2 separate regions of the Mus musculus genome follow, and region 2 is linked to region 1. A link is a loop called in an ENCODE intact Hi-C map of the cell type or tissue named here. Cell type or tissue: left cerebral cortex. All regions are shown on one strand. Links, peaks and the distances in the headings refer to the core of each region. The heading gives the core; the rest is flanking DNA.

Region 1 (8,672 bases), core at 2,516-7,515:
AGATCTGCAATTGTAAGATTCTAGACAGCTTCTGTTTCCATGGACTTCAACCATCTACAATTGTGTAAGTTGTTGGAATGGGGGGGTGGGGTGCCATTCACAAGATTCTTCTATAGGCATAGAAATTATTCATTGTAACTGATTTGTTCCTCACAGAAGACGGTTCCAACAATATTAGTTTAAAAAAACAAAAACAAAAACAAAAGAAAACCCTGAAGATCCTGACCAGTTTTGCATCCCTTAATAAATCCTTTAAGTATTCTTGCTTGTCTATGATGTGTCTGCTCTACCAATTTGCCTTCGAAAGTGGTTTTGTCTACTTGCTGGTTTGTTCCTTAAGGAGTAAAATTAAAATGTTGATGTTAGGTCCATTTTATAGCAGCATGAGTCATTTCAAGATTTAAAAATTATATTCGTATGAGTCAGTTGAAAATTATGCTTTTCCTGAAGATTCCAGGGAAGGGATCTGCCATTCTATGAGGGTTTTCCCCCAGAAGACCCCAGGTAAGAATGAGGTGGCTGGCAAACACTCCACAATTTTCTAACTTGTTTGGAATATACCTCTTTTGGGGACTCCACAAGCTATTAATTACACGGTGTTACTTCTTGCAGTGAAAACATTTCATAGCTGAAGTAATTTAAGCAGAATAAATGCTGTCAGTAAAATAAAAAGTAAATTTGACCTGGCTAAACCAAGACAACCTTCTTAATAATGAGTTAGTAACAGTAGCTCCAAATATCCCTAAACATGTTATTAGAAACACTAACATCGTCTGATACGGGCCTTTTATCTTTTGAGGAAATTTTGGCTAACACTGAGAGTAAATGACGGTAAATAATGAACATAAGAAAATTCATCCAGGTAAGACATGCTATAGCAGTCTTACTCCAGAGTATGGAAACTTAACCTAAAAGGATGATGACAGAGTTACCGTCAAATTACCAAACAAACTGGGGAAGATTCACCTATATCAACTGCCAAAAATGTTAGATCTCACAGCTTCCATGAACATAACAGCAACAACGCAGACCTCCTCAAGTCAGTCCTGAGCAGAGCTGTTCGGTGGCAGAGAGGCCTGACCCATATGTCACAGCTCCTGTGTTCAGCTCAGAAAAGTAGACACGCAATCAGCAGTTAAGAATAACCCAGATGAGACACTGACAGGATAGAGGGATGGGTATGATAATGAAAAATAAAAATAAAAGAGTGGGAGTTATCTTTAGTCGCTTAGAATTGTCCTGGGGGATCGTAAGCAGGTTATACAACACAAGGCCACACGTGTAGCTCTTTCAGCACCAGCAGTGCTATGGAGGGCAGAAAATCAACCTGTCTAGCAGGTTCCTGAGGAAATTTGCATTGCTCCTGAAGAACAGGAGGTTGTCAGGTCATCACTGCTCATCTGGGCCCCTAATGTTTTCACACATCCCATGTAAAATTTCTCCCCTTTTAATGGCTCTGAGACAATTCCCCTTCTGCTTCCCAGCTTGTGCCCTCTCTCCCTACTCACATTGAGTCCTCCCAGGAAGCCTGAGGCTTAAAACACTTCCCACACAATCTTACCCACAGCCTCAACTATCCATGGGTTTTTACTCTCCCTTCCAGAAATGAGTTCTTTACGCTGAGCTTGCTTCCATTGCTGACTCTTGTGCATCATCTAGAGGACTCATGGCCTGCCAGCCTCTACATCCCCTTAGTCCATTTATGGTGTGTTTTAAATCATCTTTTAATAACTGTATATCCACCAAACTTTAAAAAGCCTGCATACTCATGTCTCTTACCCAGCATCCTAAGACAATCAATGGTCTATGTGCATTTCTCTTACCCAGCATCCTAATGGTCTATGTGCATTTCTTGACCTCTGTGCACTCCCAGACTATGTCAACAGGACTCCACTCTGCTCACTATTACTACACCATTGCTCCAGCTCTTATCCAAATCACTACCTCTTATGAATAACCCAATTCACATGCTTCATTTTGTCTTGATTTCTCTACAGTTCTTGAGCCAGGGAGCCGCTCCTCCTTTTTTTTTTTTTTTTTTTTTTGTTAACTTTGTTCTTCTACCTCTAGTATACCTGTTTTCTCCACCTTGTCCTAACTTTTTAAACCTAGTCCTTGGTTCATACTACATATCAGTGTTCCTAAGTTGTGATGAGTTTTAATGAGAATGGCTTCATAATCTCCTGTGTTTGAACGCTTGGTCCCTAGTTGATAGAACTGTTTGGGAAGGATTAGAAGGGGTTGCCTTATTGGAGGTATGTCACTAGGATGGGCTCTGAGGTTTCAAAAACCTAAACCATCCCAGTTGACGCTCTCTCTTCCTCCTGGTGCCAACATGTAAGTTATCAGCTTCTGTCCCAGTACCCTGCCTGAATTCTGCTATTATGCTCTCCACCATGATGATGGAGTCCCCCTCTTTAACTGTTAAGCAAGCTCCCAAATAAACAGTCATCGTGTCTCTGTACAGGAAAAAAAATCAATCACTAAGACAAAGGTTTCATGGTCAACAACCTCTTACCATCCATCCCTCCTCATTCCCATACTTTTAACAATCAGAACATTTTCTTGCTGAACTAGACCCCACCTTTCCTCTAAACTGGGGACTTTAATCAATTGTCTGTTATGCATTTCAGGGAGAGTTACTAAAAAATTAACGAAGTTCCCCAAACTATATAACACTACGTGTCTCAATCTTCACCTTCCCAAAAATATTTACAATTATCTACCAGTAATCAGACTTGGACCCATATATTATTCTAGATTCCTTTCTCTTTCTCTAGCCACAGAAATTCTTGTTAGGCTAAGCTAACCAGCAGTTTCTAAATCCAAAGCCTGTTGAATGAATGAATTATATCCTCACCCTTATCCCTTGAACCATTGTCAAGATTTCCAAACTGGCTGGCTCCCTGCCTCAGTCTTCCACACTGTTCCATGCCAACAGTGCCTTTTCCATAGTCCGCAAAATAACTGTTCTAAATGCAAATGTGTCCTCCACTGACCAGTGGAACCCCATCACCCCCATTCTCAAAAAGCCAATTTCTCAGGACATTAGCACAGGAAACAAACAAGGTCCTCTGAGATCCTTCCCTGCCTTATATCTTGTATTCTCATTTCCAAACCAGTCTCCCATCCCAATGACCTTCCTGCAACCCCCACCCCACCCCCCATGGATAGGCAGATGTGCTCCTATAAACATGGCTTAGCACTAACTGATCCCCAGCATAGGGAGGGCCACCTCCTTCTCTGGCCATAGAGAACGTGCTGTGGTTAAGAGTACACACACCTTAGAGCCAGACCCCACATCATAGTTGTAGAACCTTAGGCAAGTTGCTTAACCTCTGTACTTGAGTGTCCTCATCTACAATGCATACAGGAGATTTTGTGAAGATTTAATGAGAATGTGAACATGAAGCTCTCACTGTACCACCTTTCACACACTTAACCACTACTTACTAAAGATGCAGGTCTAGTGTGCTGTTCTCTGGTCTGAGCATCATTGAGATGCTAATTCCATTCCATTACCCATTATCAACCATCTCTCTATTGTCCTTTCTTACTCTACTGTCCTTGCTCACTATGTAAATTCTCACACTGCATTAAGTCTCTTTCTGGTTACTCTTAGAAAGGTAGGAAGATGACTTCACTAGTATCCTAAGAGTTTGTGCAAGCATTCAGAAAGGATTCTATACATTTCTTGTGAGTGTAAACGTTAAAGCAAACATTTTTTTTTAAAAAAATCCAAAAAAAAAAAAACCACGAGAGAGAGAGAGAGAGAGAGAGAGAGAGAGAGAGAGAGAGAGGTTTACAAGTCATTAGGCAGAGGAATCACTCTTCATATATCAGGTGAGTCCCCAATACTTTTATCACTCTGCTTTGGACTTGCAAAGCTGCATATTATAACAGAAAAATCTCAAGTCAACTGCATACATGGATAGAAAAATTCCTCAAAAAAGAAAAAGAAAAGAAAAGAAAGCTACATAAATGTGCTTAGGAATGGCCTTAGAAGGAGACATCGTGTTGGAAAGAACACACACATTACTTAAACTACCTACACAATATGTAGAGAAGGGAAAAAATAACCGAAAGCAGAAATCTCCTCAGGTAAGCTCTAGGAAAGGAGATTGGAAAGATGGCTGAGACAATCTGCAAAGTGTTCCTTGAATGTCACGCTGAGCAGTTTAGACTTGACAATAGAAGGTTCAACTCAGGTTTACTCTAAGAAAGACAGCATTTCACAGCAGCACAAAAGGGGACTTGAGGGCAAGAGTGGAGAAGAAAGACCCATTAAGAACCTGAAACAGTCCAGGTAAACGACAAGGAGGAAGAAGACCTAAAAATGGCATTAAAAATCAAAGCAGCAAAATCAACAGAAGTCACATGTGGGAGGTGAGGGAGATAAAAAAGGAAAAACGAAAATTGGAAACTAAAATAGTCTGTGAAACTAGCTGGTTGTAGATTAATTATATGGAAAGGAGGCTGAAGATTCAGGGAAGTTATCCTTTCAATGTTTCAGCCTGATCATTAAAAACGCCAGTAGTACAATGAAGTGGCCATGTCCAGTAGATCCCCAGATATATGACTTTGGATCTCAGAGGAAAGGTCAGAGCTATAAAGACTCAGGAATCAGCAGGAACATCGCTGGTAGTTGAAACTGTCAGTATAAAGAAGATTGACCGCAGGGTCCTTGTACAGCAAACAGCAGAGAACAAAAGCTTGGGAGCGTCAATATTCATGGAAATAATTCTCAAAGAGTAAGTTGAGGAAGAAAACGAAGTGAGAGAAGCAAGCGAAGCAAACAAAACAAACCGCCAAGGTGATATGGCCGACTCCAAGGCAGGGTTAGGGTTCACGTGGACAATAGCGATTCCAAAGCTTATGTCAAACAGTAAAAATCCAACCGTGGACTGAAAAGCAGCTTCTCTCTACATAACGATGTCATCAGCCAGGTGGGACCACGTGGAACTTGCACTCAGGAGGGAGGTGACAGAAGGCTGCAGTAGTGATGCTTTAAAAAGACCTCACAGAGTCTGAGAGCAGAGAAAAATGTTCAACAAGTGGGTATGGAGGCGAGGACAAGGGCAAGAATTGTTTGGATCTTCTGGGGCTTCTTTTCAATTATGAGGTAAAACTTGGTAAGAGTGGTAAGCTCTGGGGAAGGAGTCAATGGCCAGGGCAAGATCTCCATGACAAGGCTGAGTCTGGGAGCAGGTTTCCGGGGTGATAGATATGAGGGGTAGACTGGCTGTCATTCCCTTGGACAAGTGAATGGCGTTCTTCTGGAGCAGGCTGAAGGAGGAGAGTGAGAAGTGCTGACTATAAACCTGGAAGTGTTGGGAGGGCAGCTGAGAAGTCAAACGCTTCCTCACCATTATCAGCTTGGGGTGATGTTCCATGCATGGCTTGAGGAACCTCAAGAGCTGTTGGAGTGACTGAGGCAGACACCTGCTGGCAGAGAGGTGCCCTACAGCTAGAATCCCTTAGAATGGCTTCTGGCATAAAGAACTTGGGTTTGGGACTAAAAGTAAGTTATGTCTGAAGATGGAAGGTCCAAGCTTCCCTTGGGAGATGGTCAACTAAAGGTCAGGGGCCCAGTGGGGAGTCCACAGCTTAATTCAGTGTGATTCAAAGCCATTCTGCTACATTTGCTGGCTCTAAAGAGTCCTTATAAGAACAAAACTAGTCAACCTAGAATTACAGAGGTTAGAGATGTTCTAAAGTCAGTTATATCCTGAAGCATGACCTTATCATGAACTGAAGTATACCAAGTGCCACTGAAAGATAAACATGTTTTCCTTCAATAAACCACACAGTAAGTTACTAAGAGACACACAAGTTTGAAATGTGTCTCTATGCCTTTAAGAGTATTGTAGAGTGCTCCAGTCCAGGCTGTAACTTGAGCTCACACTTGCTGAAAAAGAAGAGTAATTTTTCTTTCTTCCACTTGGACTCTCTTGACCTAAACCTTAAAGATGGAAGCTTGAAGAAATTCCAGCTCTTGTTGTGCAATGCTTCATGGGTGTGGAATGAAATATTCAGACAAGGGCGGAGCCTTTCATTTCTGTTTCAATTCCATGCAACCAGCCACCAAGAGGGAAACTCCACGTCTGTAGTCTTTTCTAGAGCTATGGTTCTCAACCTGTGGGTGGCAACCCCTTTTGGGGGGGGGGGAGCAGGATTGAATGGTCCTTTTTGAAGGATCCGTTCCCAGACTCACATATCAAATATTCTGCATATCAGATATTTACATTATGACTCATAACAGCAGCATAATTACAGTTAGTATGTAGCAACAAAAGTAATTTTATGGTTGTGGGGTCACCACAACACGAGGAACTGTATTAAAGGGCCGCAGCATTGGGAAGGTTGGGAACCACTGGTCTGGGGAAGTGAGAACTTCTGCTGAGTGCTCTGGTTCCTATTTTTGCACTATACTGAGTTTAGCAAAATTGAATCGACAACCTTATTCCTATTCTTTCCAAAGAGTTACTGCACTCATATGCAAAGTGAAAGTAACTTTATAATCGGGTACGGGTTTCATTAGACTGAGGCACAAGCTATAAAAATGTAGACTTTTGTGTTTGATATAAAAAGCTATGACAGCAAAAGCCTGGAAGACAGGTAAAACTTCCCATACATGAGAGCACAGAAAGAAGGCTGCTGAAAGTAAAGCCACGAATTCTGATGACTTTGTATTCAGAACATATATCAATGGAGGGGGTGGGCACTTCTGCCTTTAGAACTTGGCCTTCCACACTTTCATTAGCACTTCCATGATGAAGATAAGCCATCTGCCAAACCAAGAAGACAGCAGAAGTATGCCACCTTAGACATTTAATGCAGTACAAAAGCATGCAGTTCCAGACTGCTGATGCAGCCCCACAAACAAGGACGCATACAGAAGCGTTCATTCCTTTAAACTGGCAACGTGTGCTTTAAAACAATCTATTCTTCAGGAGAAACGAAAACCTTCTTATGCGAGCAGCTAAATTACTGCTATATTTAGATAATAAAAACATTTTTTAATTTAATCACGTGCATGCCTGACTTTTAAAAGTCACTCTGAACAAAGAAAAATAACTCAACCATCAAAAAAAAATTTTAATGGTTCACATATACAACTGATATTATTTATTTAAGGTTTTATTTACTAGTTGGTGACTACCCTGGAAACTGCTATGCCTTTAAAGGAAGTATAACTGGACATGCTGGGAAGGAATACAGACATTCATTCCACATCTTCTAAAGGGTTACATGGGGCTGCACTCCGCTGTAATTGGCTGAAGAGGGTGTTGGAACCCCACCCCACTCCCCCTTTACCACAGAGGTCAGTGAAACTGTGAAGATTACAAGGACATGGCCCCTGGTTACCCATTTCATTATAAATGAAACTGAAAACAGAATCGAACTTCAGCACAAATGAACCTTAAAAATCCGTGACTTTCATCTCATGCTAGATGCTAAATCCAGTCTCCAGGTTCCCTACTGCTTGTGTTCTGAGACTGTTAGCATGCTTTCATGTGTGTTCTTTCGAACCTACATATGATACACAAACAAAAGTCCATCTTATCTTTGACAAACATTATCAATTGCTGATTTACAAACATCTAACGACCCCAAACCATAATGCCTGTATTTTGGGTTTGTTTTTCTTTCCTAGTCAATAGCAAACACAATAAAAATAGTGAAAGTTCTGAATTTTGCAACTCCTTATAGAACCAAATGTACTAACATTGTACAAAATGAGCATTAATGAATGTGATCATAATTATCGCTAACAAAGGCCTACCACAATTCCTATCACCAAAACTACAATTCTAATAATTTTGCTTTTTAGTCTACTTGAGAATTAGGCTTAAAAAAAAACATAATATATGGCTTAGACTTTTCACTCTTCAGACAAACAAGATTCACTGTCCATGGTCTGAATCAGTAGCATTTTATAACAGATTTGTATCTGGCTCAATATGAAAGCTCTCTGATTATACAACAGGTATTTGAAAACAGTGTTATAATGATAACGATGGTAACAAGCACAGTAAAAACGACTAAAATCAGAAAACATCCAATACCAACAATTTAGATAACACAGGTCTTTATTATTATCAGCTACAACACCCAGGATGATTGGGAGAGGGAAGTGGTGGGCAGGGTATTAAGGGCATCTTGGAAATAGATCCCAAACACTGGCCTTTATAAGGCATTGTGAGGTTAACCATCAGTTTAAGGTTCAATTAATTTAGCATCCATCCTAAGACAAATTTAACATTTGCTGTTATCCTGCTGCAAGTCTGTTCCGATTCTTACCAAAAGTTCGCAGAGGAATCTGCAGATATGAAGCTTGCCGGGCGGTATATGGTCACAAAAATTCCTATTCTTCCCTCGGCTTTTTACAAAGGAGGTACGCGTTCATAAACAGCAAAATACTTTACAAAAGAGGAGGTGCATCCCTGGCAATTACTGTCTTTAGACCACTGGCAATATCTGGGCAAATCTTAAAATACGTTTGCTCCAAGGAAGAGGGAAAAAAAAAACTTTAATCTACAATAAGGAATATATTAAAGTGCTGGCAAGGGAGGGGGGTAGCGGGGGTGTCACGAGAAGTGTTTCCAGGAAGCTTGTTTTGAGGATTCAAAACAACAACCACAAAAATACGCGGTCAGAGGGAGGGAAAG
Region 2 (8,672 bases), core at 1,944-6,943, 48 kb before region 1:
GTTGACTACATATTAAAAGGTACTACTTTAGTTCGTAAAAAAAATTGACTATAAAGATAGCCTGACAGAGAACACCTGACTTTTCTAACAGAGAACAGAAAAACAAAAATAAAAAAAAAAAAACAAAAACAAAAAACAAAAAACAAAAAAAACCCTGAAACTGTTCCAAATCCACCTGCTTTTTTTTTGCTCTCTTCATCAAAACTTTGTTTAAGTCATCAACAACATGATCCGAGTGTAAATATTTTCAGAACTAAAAGCATCAGGTGCCATCAGATTTATATAAAGGCGTTCAGCTCCTTGGAATTACGCTAATATTGGCGACAGCTACAAAACCAGGGAGGGAACCTACTTTTCTTTGCGAAGTACTATCTTGGTACTGTGGTCAGTTTTCTGAGAGGCCTCAGCAGGTCATAGGTTTAGGTTTGCCACAGACAAACCATTTGGTCCCCACATGAAAGATGACAAAAAGTTTGGCATACGAGAGGCACATGGAAACATTCAGTGGACTAAGAAGAAATAACCATTAGTGATGCAAACACAAATACAAATATGCCTTTATTACACAAACAGGAAAAAGTACTGGTGTTTCTTCAGAGGGCACTGGTGAGCAGTCCTAAAAGCTTGGCACATTATCTAGTTTTAAAGTCTTAAAGAGCTCAAATATTTGCATCAAATAGAATTCCACTCAATAAGGACCGTTGGTTTTTTTTTTTTAATGTATTCACTAAAAGCACAAAGTTGGCATCTGCTCTTCTGTAGATGCCACGCCTCTGCCCATACAGAAGGTGCATGTGCCGACTTCATACATGTGCACATACAAACACGCCCACAAACGAGGTAAAAACAGGTGCTAATAATCTAAAAGTACTCCATGCGATCACAACTGTCAGGACGGTGGTTTTCTTCTAACTGGGTAGGGAATGTGGTAGTTTTGTTTGACCTTTCAAACTTGGAGGAAGAGGAGGAGGAGGAGGAAGAGGAGGAAGAGGAAGAGGAGGAGGAAGAGGGAGGCTGCAGGAGGCAGGATACAGTAGGAAGGCGATGAGTGTTCAGCATGCAACAAAGAGACAAGAGGCGTAGAACCCCCTCCCCGGGCCTTGCGAGGGCCTGACGGAGACACGTGTTGCCATGCAGGAGACACAGTTCAGATTTCAGTCTTGCTTTGTCATGCCTCCGATCAGAAAACATGAGAAGAAACACTGTAGATTTTTTTTCTTTTGCCTTTAAACCAGAGGTCTGGAATACATATGTTACAACTATAGCTTTTTTTTTTTTTCCTTTTTTTCTGAAGAGTTTGAGCACAGTGCTTTGCGAATAAGTCTGGCTCCTTTCTGCAACTGACTATTGTGTCACAGGACCATGTTTAAAGAGGAGAAAAGGTATTATATATATATATATATATCATAACGCAAATCAAAGTAGCAGAACGGGACAGGGTGCAAAAAAAATGTATTCAAAACTGGGGTGCACTGTATGTCAAAGGGGTGTGTGTGAATGATGGCAACCCCCAAGAATGAAGACACCAGTGCCATCAATATCATAGCACACAGAGGGGCCACACGGGATTTGCCCAACCACATTCGTTTTTCTACTTCAGTCTCTATCACTATGACCCAGAAGTGGCAGTCTTGTTATTCAGCTAGCAGCGGAAGTGGCAAAGCTGCTGGCAACCTGAGTTTACTAAGGCTTGCTGGATACCACTGTTTTTCATAGGTATCTCTGGGTAACTAACCCTCAGGTTAGTGCTTGGCGAGTCTCACTCGGAATCAATTTAAACTCAGTGTTCAGAGACTCTAGGATCTAACAAGCATCATTCTTGGAAGTTGCCCCTGAAACGTTTGCCCCTAGTTGAGTAGAAACAATAGAAAAATGGGATTCCAATTGGTTACACAGCACATCATATTTTTTTTATTATGTAAAGTACAGCTGCTTTGAATATAAACTTAGTAATCATTTATGTGACATGTTTTCCTGGATGGAAGTCAGTTACTGTTGTCTGTTCCTTCCAGCTGTGAGTCGTGAAGACCTGGTGCTTAGACAACTGTATTCTTCCATTTCTGACTTCCAAGTTACAGTCCGTCACTTCCCTTCACCTATTCTGGAAAACAGAAACATCAACATTTCGTCACTACTCACGTCCACTTCCTATGCATTGAGACATGACTTGTTGCTAAAGCTTGAAACTGTTTGAGATATTCTATCAAAAATAATGAAAATGTATCTGTAAAGGTCACAGACAGAAATCAGGCAAATCATTAGCCTTTTCAGTTTGGTAAGTAAAATGCCAATGGCATGGGAAAATAAAATCAACACAGACTGATAACCTTGGTTTGCTGGGTAAGCTCAATACAAGGCATGAGATGTTGATTTTTCAAAGCAGAAGTTATTGATCCAAGAATAATATTCTACCATGTTCACTTTAGGTTTACAGCATTCGGTTAATATAAGTGAAACAGACTTGTGATCCGGCATAGGTAAAGAGGAAGTTCTTGGGAAGGTGCCCTGAACTTTGTTCAGGGTGATCTGTACGCCGTGAGTCCAGGGTGGACATCAGAAGACACAGCCCGTAACAAGCATTTAAAAACCAAACTGTGTCGCCCGGCGTGGTGGCGCACGCCTTTAATCCCAGCACTCGGGAGGCAGAGGCAGGCGGATTTCTGAGTTCGAGGCCAGCCTGGTCTACAGAGTGAGTTCCAGGACAGCCAGAGTTACACAGAGAAACCCTGTCTCAAAAAACAAAAAACAAAAACAAAAAACAAAACAAAACAAAACAAACAAACAAACAAAAAACAAACTGTGATCAGCTAAACATGGACAAAATTCAGGGCCTTTTCAAGGTCCTCACAGACCACCTCATGTGCTACACAAAGAACTAAAAAAACCAAAGTAACAAACAGTTCTTTATGACATCTCTTGAAACAGTGACTTAAAAAAAAAGTCACATTTTAAAGATAATTAACAAAGAGGCAGTGAAAGTTTTCCCACTGGTTTTCTGCAAATGGAGAAAAGTTTACTTATTTATTTATAATCCACTCACAGAAACCTGACACTGTGGTAGGTAGAAGAAAGACCACAATAGCTGAGAAACAAAACACAGAGGGTAAACACGGTAAAGCCACGCCAGGAACCCTGGCACGGTGTACACTTGTTCCCACTACAACAATATTTTTAGGTAGCAGCAGCTTGTGTAGCAAAACACACATTTCAAAGCTACGACAAAAGCCTGTAACCATGGGACCATTCTGGACTTCCCGTCAAGCCAGAGCCTGCGTTAAATTTAGCTCAGCCAACACATGATCGAAGTGTTTTTAATCTTATGCAGAAGTTAATTGTGCTCTAGGGAAGAAGGCCTCCTCGGTTACCTGCAACTCTTTGTTAGGGAGGTGAACAGGCAGGTCACAGGCTTTACAGCAGTAAAATATAAAGCAAAGCCTCCGTGAGAAAAGGATGGGTTGCAAGTACTGACGGCATGAAGACGTTTTTTGAAAATAGAATGTAATTACAAATGGAATTACTAAATGCCAATGGGGCTGGAGAATCATAGACTATTACGGACTTCTTTGGGAAGTATTAACAAGCACATGCATAGGTCATATTCAGGAAACATGTGTTTGCTGTTGATCTGGAGTTCAGAAAAGAGGGGAAAGCTGGGGTGTGTAGAGAAGTCTTTTTCTCTCTAATCCTTTCCCACATGGTTGGGACTAAGTTTCTGCATGGAAAAGTAGATATATCACCCCCAGTGTGAAATGCAACAAAATCTCTCCACAAGTATACAACTCCATCAAGGTGAGACAAACATATGCCAGGATATCTACACTCCTTATGCAAGGAGTTTTAAACACTCAGTCAACAGGTGCATGGCCTGAAATATGTGCACCAAACATAGCCGCTGAGGAACCAGGAGGTTCCCATCCATGAGACCCTACGAGCTATGTTCTTTATCTACCTACAGAAAAAATGACACTGTCACAGGTAAAAAAAAAAAAAAAAAAAAAAAAAAAAGAACACAACACCAAGCTAGATCTAAGATGGAAACACCAAGAAACTGGGACATTCATGATTGACAATGTCCCTGTCATTTTCTTTAAAAAAAGTTGTAATTTCAAGAAAGCTCTCTGCTTCCTTTGTAAACATCCATGTGTGTCAACCAGTGCACAACCATGGGTGAGCTCTAAAACTCATCTGTCCATGCATCAACCAGGGCACAATCACATGCAAACTTAATACTTACCGTCATTCATCATTCCTTTTGACTCTTTAAATGCTGAGGATTAGTAACAAGCAGGCAATTAGTCAGAAGGCAAGTTAGTAAGATTTCACAGTTAGAAATAATCTCAACATAAACAGATATGCCAACAACACAATGCCAAGTATCCCTTAACTAGACAGCTAGACTCATTTGAGGCTATCATTCATTGCAAAGCTCACACCCACAGCACCCACAAAAGCAAACAGACTTTCTGGGGAATACAGATCTAGATTTACATAGAAAGTAAGTGACACATTTTGGTATCACTCCATAGTGGCAGCCTGGATTTTTCTAGAAATCAGAAGCCACAGGGATGATTCTTTACTGAGGGTGTGACACTTCATCTTGTCCAGTAAAAAAAAAAAAAAAAAAAGGCTCAATGGTCCCCTTGCCCAAATGTCACTCAGTATAGCACGGGACAGTGAGAACATTACAAAAGCAACACTGCCAATTTCTGATGAAGAATCAAGAAAGTATTGAGAGATCAAGGCCAGAAAACATATGAACAAAAAAAGCAAGCAAACAAACAAAACTCCCAAACTGGATTCTTCCCAAGGGATTGGTGGGCATTCTAACGTCTTTGAGGATCAGTTCAAATTACGATCTGCTAATAGACCCAGACTTATAATGATCACATACCGTTAAGGGGTTCCTCTACAGCTTTCTGGAAAATATTTAAAATATATTTATAGAAAATGTACATTACTTTATGTGTTTTATGCTAAAACTTACACTATCATTGAACTTGTATTATAAGTGGAGAATCCTATGGTCTAAAAGCAAAATGAGACAGCAAAAGCTAATGAAACAAAGCTTCCCAAGGCTAGTTAATAGTTTAATAATAGCTGCCTTATTCTCTTAGTATTTTTTTCTGTGAATAATTCCCTACTCCACCCACCATTCTCAGTTCAAGAAATTCTTATAAAAGTATTAATGTACAAACATGCAAATTGCAGTAACAGATAGAAAACACAGTTAAATAAGAGATGGTAGCAAAGCAGAATCATTTTCACATCATGCAAATTGAACTCAGTAACAGCAAGAAAATTGGTAGGATTTAACGGTCCATTGCTTAGGTTATCTCTAAGCGGCTCTAGGAGAACTGTTAGCTGCTTGTGGCTAACACAGCTGTGTCACCAGTCTCCTCAGAATAAGAGGCAGAGGTGAATTAACACATTCTCCCAAGCCCGCCCTTTGGGCGTGTCCTTAGAGGCTGCCAGAGTTATCTGCCAGTCACTGTGGACAGGAAGCTGAGTCCAATATACTCCCACTTCAGATCTTAATTCCATGTAAGAACTCTCAGGTCTGTCACCATGGTGAGTTTATACAGTAATTTTTTTTCTCATACATTTCCTCCTGAATTTGATCTTTTTCTTAGAATTTTCCCAAAGACCTTATGGAGGTATTCAAATACAATAAAACCTTTAGGAAGGAAAAATGCTGATAAAATCGTAGGTCATTATTTGGAATGGATCTCTTCAACAACATATACCTTACAGACTATACTTTTTAAGGAAGTCAATTTAACACAAACTTTTCTTCCTTAATGTCGTGCTCAAAACTGTCACTCTATAAACTCACATCACACAAATCCAACAGATGGGGAGACACAGTGGAATCAGCTTCCTGCTGATGGAAGAGATAATTATATTCCCCCTCATAGATTCTGCATCTACATAGGGAGTACAAACTTACAGGGACACTTCTGTCTCATCAGTACTTAAATGCCTCAAGGTAAATCTTATGACACAAACAGACCTATTCATACACAGGCCCTGAAATGACTTCAGCATTGCCTTAATTTGATGTCACATTAAGCATAGAACCAAACAGTCCAATGTTCCAACCCCTCATTTTAATCCACCAAACAACTGCTTTTAATTAATTTCATAAACTTGGACTTACCCTAGGAGGTTGGATAGTCCTCTGGTTGGAAGCTGGTATAAATAAAAGCATAAATGCAACCAATAAGATACATAAAGCAATATAATACTTAATTTTAAGATAACATACATGTTCAGGACTAAAGCCAGAAGGTACTAGAGACTCCAGTGCAGGAGTTGTAGCTTTGATGGTCTACTTGAAAACTACAGAGGACTCTTGATTAAATGCATTGACAGGAGAAAAGCAAAGAGATGCCTACAGCAAATAAAAAAAAATAGACTCACTCATGTGCACATGCCTCTCTCATGTCAGATACCTGTCATACCTCATGTTGAAGAGAGGCTGTCAACTACTCACTGTTACCAGGGTACCATCTCTTTCTCCTTCCCAGCTGGGATGGCCAGAATAGGGCAACGAGTGACTTCCCCTCTCTCAACACACTCTCCTTGTTCCGAACTGAGCAGCCTTTTCTTCCTTTCTCTCATATTCCCAGTCCTCAAAGCTCTAGGCAGCTAGCACGCTACAACAAAGCATGAGCCCTTCAACGCCCCCTCCCTCCCTCCCTCCCTCGAGCTTAGAGCTACCCCAGATTGGTAGTTTCAAACCAAACCAGGGCTCCTCCCTCTGTGTATTCCTCCCTGGTGTTTTGAGTTGCAACCTTTACTGCTTCTGCACAGATTAGCTAATGAAGATGCAATAATAGAGGGCAGGAACTAAATGACAAGAGGGAAAAGAACAACATTAGACTGGTTTTAAAAAAAGACAAGAAAAAAGAAAAGAAAACTTCCTTGTAAAACCAGTTCAGGGAGCCATAGAGAGCAAGGAAAGCAGGTCTTAACACATAGCCTGTGTCCCAAGAACAGGAAAACGTGACCAGAAATAGTCTCTCAACAACTCAGGATTCTTTTCCTAGGCACAATTTCCTACCCCACCCATCTCAGTTTGAGAACTCCAAGCTTCCAGGTTTTTTAAACAGTGTAAGCACTCCGAGAGCCACAGCGGAATACACAATGTAGTTTTAAGGCAGGAGCAATGCAGAGTAATTTCCCAGTCATTCTGGACTGCCGAGAAACAGTGTTAGGGCTTATAGGATTCCACAGAAACCCAACTGGCTAGCACACAGAGGCACGCCCAAGACAGCCAAGTTCCCCTACCCTGCCCGTGCAGACTCAGCAAGCGTCTAACGCTAATGAAGACCAGGCTTTCTCAAACTGGAAAAGTGCAGCCACCAGGCCAGACATACACATCACATTACCACTAGAATTAGAAGAGGTTAAATTACAAACAACTAGAAACATAGGGATAGGAGGGACAGGTTTCAAAAGAAGAGAGAAAGTAGGCAAGGAAGAATTTGGAGTGGTGGGAATGAAGAAAGAAGCAGCTATGGAGTGTATCACACAGTTAGGCAGGAGATTGGGAGAAAAATGCAGTCATTCTTAAGTTACGTAAACTGAACTCAAGTAACAGGGAGAAGTAAGTGCTCAGCTATAAATGAGGCAGTTACCCCATCCCCCATTGAGGCCCAGGGAACACTGGGGAAGAAAGGGCAGAAGGAAGATAAGGGGTGGACGACAGAAACCAGAGCTACATGACTGCTATCTTCTGGGCATGCTACACACATTCTAACCATGAACCCAACGCAATTACACTTGCCTGCAGTACACCTCAACAAGACTGGGCCTGTCAGAAGCCAGGTGCTGATGGGGGGGGAGGGGGACCCAAGAGGCCTGGATCCCTTCCATCAAAGAAATGGCTAAGGAAAGATTCTGAGCCCTGGAGAGGCATTCCCTCAGCTGAATAAATACTCATGAGCCTGTCGGGCTCCAGTAGACCATTCCAAACTCATGGTCACTTAGATGGCCCTGGTTAAACCCATTGAGTCTTAAAACACAAAGAGTTCCATGCTGTATCTCATGAATACAGCAACGAGATTTGCAGGGAGGAGAGTGGGTTGATGGGGTGCTGAGGAAAGGCCACATGGAGGGTGACAGTAATCAGAATGTATTCTATAAACACCTGTATGAGAATGTCGAAGGACACATTCAGTGATAAAAGACTGAGAAAGCACAGTAGTGTGTGCACAAATTCAAAAATAGAAAAAAAAAAAAACGGTGTTCTACTGAGAGTCACGGGGGAAGCCAGATTTATGCTGCTCTCAACCTTGCTCAGAGAGGTTTCCGTTTGCAATTGTTAGTGGTGAAGGCAGACTCATCAGGAGCCAAAGTGCTGAGAGTCAGTCAGTGACCGGATGCTCAGCCATAGATGACCCTCTGTCTCCACCCATGGCCCAGTGAGCGTCTCGGAAGACTGAACTGAATGACCTGGAGGGTGGAAGGAGAGCTAAGAAACGCTGCCTTCAGGACATGAAGTCATTCACAGACACATCCATCTCATAGCAGATGCAGTTGGTTACACAAGAACTGTACAAGATCTGGCCAACCAAAATTACAGCATGGTTGGAGGACGACTCATAGGACCTCTATCTCTAGATAATGAGCTATTGGCAGATTATGGCTGCTGAGGGAGAGAGAAATCA

What was found. Hi-C counts contacts between places; a loop is a spot of excess contacts. Peaks named below come from ENCODE experiments on the same cell type or tissue, not always from the same donor. Only the 100,000 strongest peaks of a DNase experiment are listed, where the experiment ranks them.
Region 2: a loop joins it to region 1, with 2.3 times the contacts of the local background. A loop is called at or near these places in 9 of 42 quality-filtered maps.

Annotation. Positions count from the first base shown.
Region 1 is chr16:49,856,412-49,865,083 of GRCm38, reverse strand. All of the region lies in intron 1 of Cd47 (CD47 antigen (Rh-related antigen, integrin-associated signal transducer)), which reads right to left. Among named protein-coding and RNA genes, the nearest start is that of Cd47, 5.1 kb to the right of the region's middle. In left cerebral cortex, for the core only: a CTCF peak has its summit at 5,440 (motif pointing left); DNase peaks (open chromatin) are centred at 6,048, 6,391, 6,731, 7,363 and 2 more places; H3K4me3 peaks cover 1,663 bases; H3K27ac peaks cover 1,548 bases.
Region 2 is chr16:49,904,298-49,912,969 of GRCm38, reverse strand. Cd47 (CD47 antigen (Rh-related antigen, integrin-associated signal transducer)) reads right to left here. Exons shown (of 9, transcript NM_001368415.1): 8 at 6,158-6,189; 9 at 542-2,101. The coding sequence ends at 2,093. Among named protein-coding and RNA genes, the nearest start is that of Gm19723, 47 kb to the left of the region's middle. In left cerebral cortex, for the core only: no CTCF peak of the experiment used is centred there; DNase peaks (open chromatin) are centred at 3,224 and 4,414.